2 separate regions of the Homo sapiens genome follow, and region 1 is linked to region 2. Evidence: read pairs that join two places in POLR2A ChIA-PET (ENCODE). Cell type or tissue: Panc1. All regions are shown on one strand.

The links. ChIA-PET counts read pairs that join two places held together with the same protein. Peaks named below come from ENCODE experiments on the same cell type or tissue, not always from the same donor. Only the 100,000 strongest peaks of a DNase experiment are listed, where the experiment ranks them.
Region 1: POLR2A ChIA-PET joins it to region 2 with 7 read pairs; 2 of 35 experiments call an interaction of 5 or more read pairs at or near these places.

What each region holds. Positions count from the first base shown.
Region 1 is chr2:26,799,615-26,802,114 of GRCh38, forward strand. No RefSeq gene overlaps it. Among named protein-coding and RNA genes, the nearest start is that of CENPA, 15 kb to the left of the region's middle. In Panc1, no CTCF peak of the experiment used is centred here; no DNase peak of the experiment used is centred here.
Region 2 is chr2:26,733,659-26,736,158 of GRCh38, forward strand. No RefSeq gene overlaps it. Among named protein-coding and RNA genes, the nearest start is that of SLC35F6, 29 kb to the right of the region's middle. In Panc1, no CTCF peak of the experiment used is centred here; no DNase peak of the experiment used is centred here; H3K27ac peaks cover 1,523 bases.

The DNA of each region.
Region 1 (2,500 bases), 66 kb after region 2:
CTGGGATTACAGGCGTGAGCCACCACGCCCGGCCTATCCTGACTTTTAATACCATAGATTCATTTTGATTATTGTAGTAAGTGGAATTATAGAGCATATATTCTTTTGTGTTTTTCAGTCAACATGTTTGTGAAATTTATATTTTCTCATGTGTTTATGGTGTTAATTCTTACTGCTGCATAGGGTTTCATTGTGTGGATATGCCTAAATTTTTTTTTTTTTTTTTTAGTGAAAGCAAGTTTATTAAGAAAGTGAAAGAATAAAGCATAGCTACTCTGTAGGCAGAGCGGCCTATGCCTAAATTTGTATATTTCCATTCTATTGAACATTTGGATAGTTTCAAGTTTGGGGGTTACAAATATTGGCTACTGACTTTTGCCTCAAAAACAAAAAAAAAAGAGACTTGGAGATGCATTTTTTTGGGGGGTTTGTTTGTTTGAGACAGGATCTTACTCTGTCACCCACGCTAGAGGGCATTGGTGTGATCACAGTTCACTGCATCCTCGACCTCCCCAGGCTCAGGTGATCTTCCCACCTCAGCTTCCCGAGTAGCTGGGAATATAGGAGCACACCACCACACCTGGCTAATTTTTTTTTTTTTTTTTTTTTTTAGACAGAGTCTCACTCTGTCACCAGGCTGGAGTGCAGTGGCGCGATCTTGGCTCACTGCAACCTCCGCCTCTTAGGTTCAAGCAATTCTCATGCCTTAGCCTCCCAAATAGCTGGGATTACAGGCACACGCCACCACACCCAGCTAATTTTTGTATTTTTAGTAGAGACGGGATTTCACCATGTTGGCCAGAATGGTCTTGATCTCCTGACCTCATGATCTGCCCGCCTCGACCTCCCAAAGTGCTGGGATTACAGGCGTGAGCCACTGTGCCTAGCCATTTTTGTATTTATTTTAGTGGAGATGGGTTTTCTCCATGTTGCTCAGACTGGTCTCAAACTCCTGGGCTCAAGTGATCCACTCTCCTCAGCCTCCCACAGTGCTGGGATTTCAGGTGTGAGCCATTGCACCCAGCCTGAGAGGCAGTTCTTTGTAAAGTTTTTATAAATGTTCTGAATGTGTGAAGGAAATTAATTTCCAATGCACAAATATATATATATATTTGTGTATATATTTAAATATATATATTTAAAAATTCCGACTGAGCACCTGTAATCCTAGCACTTTGGAAGGCTGAGGCAGGAGGATTGCTTGAGGCCAGGATTTTGTGACAAGACCAGCCTGGGCAGCAGTAAGCCCCTGTCTCTGTTTGTTGTTGTTGTTGTTGTTGTTGTTTTGAGACAGAGTCTCACTCTCTCACCCAGGCTGGAGTGCAGCAGCACGATCTCGGCTCACTGCAACCTCCAACTCCCAAGTTCAAGCGATTCTCCTGCCTCAGCCTCTCGGACCCTGTCTCTATTTTTTTTTAAATAAAGAAATAAAAATTCTGTGTAACTTCATAAATCTGTGTTTTGTGCACTTTTCTGAGAGGAGCCATGATTTCCATGAGATCCTCAAGTCCACCCTCCATAGATGGTTATGAACGCCCCTTCTAAAATTCTATGAGTTATTCTGCCTCCAACCTCACATTAATATTCTCAGTAAGTATATTGCATATTTTTGCAGATTTTTAAGAAATGTGTAACAAAGTCATTTGACACATATTTTTTGAATATTTGCCTCAATTGCCTCAATTTTCCATCCTGCAGGACATCCCTCCGCTTGAGTAACAGAGTAATAATAATGCCTTACACTGATACAGGTTTTCAGTGTATAATGCTCTTTCAGCACTGATTTGATGCTCTCAACTGCAGACAACACATCACTTATACAAGACAGATTTAGAGCTCCCAAGACATTGAGTGGATTGAAAAACCAAATTCATCTTGAAGGAGCAGCCGAAGCATTTGAATTGAGAATTTCTCCCCTCCCTGGCACTGGGCCAATATTGCTACACCATGCGACAGCAGAAGGGTAGAAGTAGATTCCTAATTGTTTCTAGGATCGATTTAAGTTCCCTGCTTTTCTGCAACCTCTTATTACAAACCTCCAAATCCACGGCCTTACATGCTGTTTAGAGAAGCCTATTTGTCTGCTGTATTTACCAGCAGCCTGCCTGACTCACTTCTATTTGGCCTGGCCCACCAAATCCAGGGGGCCCCAAATCATCCTTGTTTCTCCCCAAAAATACTCATCCTCTCCCAAGCCCCAACCAGCACCCTTCAGACACCACTGGGACTCAGCACATCTTCGGCTGCTTCACTTTACTGATCACTTTTTAAAAAGGCATTGCTCATCCGTTCCTGAGAGCCCTGAAATCCTCGGCTGGGCTGGAGCCCTTGGTGTCTCCTGCCCTGTGTTCTGGCGTAGGCCGTGGGGAGAGCCTGCTTGAGTTGTGCACATTCACAGGAACTCTACAGGGCTGTGGTCCTGGGGGACAAGGCTGTTTCCCTCCATGCTCATGGCAGTGGAGTTTTCTGGAGAGAGGAGTGGAGGAGGACAGCTGAGTCT
Region 2 (2,500 bases):
AAATACATATGTTATTCTCAATTGCGTGCCAGATTCGACCAAGGCTCAAAGCAGCCCGCTTGCTCAATATCAGGCAGTGAATTGATGGCAAAGCGGGGATTTGAACACAGGCCGATGGCTGCGAGGCATATGCTCTTACCCACCTGCTGTGTACTGTCCCATGATGATCCACATCTTCAGCAAAGGTGTGGCAGAAGTTCAGAGCTATTTATGATGTGGTCATTTCTTATTCAGAACCTCGGTGAGAGAGGAGGCTGTAATCTAAAGATGTCATCCTTCAAAGATGACAGATTCCATTGGAGCTAAGAAATCCTATTCTGGCCGGGTGCGATGGCTCACCCCTACAATCCCAGCACTTTGGGAGGTAGAGGTGGGCAGATCACCTGAGGTCAGGAGTTTGAGACCAGCCTGGCCAACATGGAGAAACCCTGTCTCTACCAAAAATACAAAAATTAGCTGGGTGTGGTGGCGTGCACCTGTAATCCCAGTTACTCAGGAGGCTGAGGCAGGAGAATCACTTGAACCTGGGAGGCGAAGGTTGCAGTGAGCCGAAATCATGCCACTGCACTCCAGCCTGGGCGACAGAGTGAGACTCTGTCTCAAAAAAAAAAAAAAAAAAAAGAAAGAAAGAAAGAAAAGAAATCCTATTTTACCTCAGGCCCTCACATTCCCACATTTAGCTCTTTCTGCAGGCTCAGCATTTCCCCCTACCCCCAAGCCCAGTAGCCTTCCCATAACTTATCTCAGGAAGCTAGAGGCAAGAGAGGGTTGTCCAGGGCCAGGGAAGGATGTGTTTAGGACAGACAAGTTGGCAGAAGAAAGAGGCACTGCCGACAGTGACCAAGCCAAGCTCCCTCCCTTGCAGCTCACATCACCATTTCCATTGAGCAGCACAAAGCTGTGGCCCCCTCTCAATCCCAAAGCTGGATTCAGGTAAGAAGTTGGAATGACTCTGTTTCTCAGGTAACCCCTGAAAAGTTCAATCTGTCGTGGACTCAGTACCTTCCTCTTGCCCAGTGAGGAAGGAGCCTTGATGCTGGAACAACAGCATCTTTTATTATTATTATTATTATTATTATTATTGAGATGGAGTCTTGCTGTGTTGCCCAGGCTGGAGTGCAGGGGCATGATCTTGGCTCACTGCAAACTCCACCTCCCAGGTTCAAGCAATTCTCCTGTCTCAGCCTCCCAAGTAGCTGGGATTACAGGCGCCCATCACCACACCCGGCTAATGTTTGTATTTTTAGTAGAGACAGGGTTTTACCATGTTGGCCAGGCTGGTCTTGAACTCCTGACCTCAAGTAATCTGCCCGCCTCAGCCTCCTAAAGTGCTAGGATTACAGGCGTGAGCCACCGAGTCCGGCAGCCATTACTTTTTCTCAAAGGTTGCAAAGATACACACACACACACACACACACTCACTCAGATAATTGTTCCAGCTCCTGTTTCAGAGGAAGGGATTTTGGTTCGAAGTGGAAGTGACATATTCAAGGTCATGAAGCGAGATAATGGTGTAGCCAAAATTAGTATCCACATAGCCCAACTTTCCAACACACACACACACACACACACACACACCAGTAAGGGCCCAGCCTTCTCTGACTCTGATTTCAGATGAAAACTGCTAATCTCTGAGGTTGAGTCACTCTGATGCTGGAAATTTACCACATCCACATCTGGACAAACACAGAGACTCACACTCCTGCCTCTCAGTCTCCCAGCTGCAGGGGAGGGCCTCGTGGGTGGTGCCAGCCCCTTAGGGCAAGGACTGTGATGGAATTGACCTCCGTGACCCTCTCTGGCCAGTGAACAGCACCCCCTCGAGAATCCATATGAACAGCATTTTGCAGTTACAGAGCTCTCACATCACTCTCTCATTTGATCATCAGAACAACACTGTGGGGCTGGGTGCGGTGGCTCACACCTATAATCCCAGCACTTTGAGAGGCCAAGGTAGGCAGATCACCTGAGGTCAGGAGTTCAAGACCAGCCTGGCCAACATGGCGAAACCCCATCTCTACTAAAAATACAAAAATTAGCCAGGCGTGGTGGCGGACACCTGTAATCCCAGCTACTTGGGAGGCTGAGGCAGGAGAATTGCTTGAACCCAGGAGGCGGAGGTTGCAGTGAGCCGAGATTGCGCCATTGCACTCTAGTCTGGGTGACAACAGCAAAACTCTGTCTCAAAAACAAAAAACAAAACAAAACAAAACAAAAAGAACAACGCTGTGGTTTAAGTGAGGATTAACACCCCTGTTTTACAGATTACAAAACTACAGTTTAGAAAGACCCAAGGTCCTGCAGGCAGGGACTGTTCCACATTCACCCTGTATGTGAAGCACTGGGCAGAGCCACAGGCATTTCCATGGTGATGGATGTGCTGGGCCAGGGCTGCAGCCCAGTCACAATAGCTCTGGGCCAGCAGTGTCCCGCTGTTCACCAGCCTCCCAGCTCACTGGGCAGCTTCCCATGGGTGGAGGAGCCCCCAGGTGGACACGGT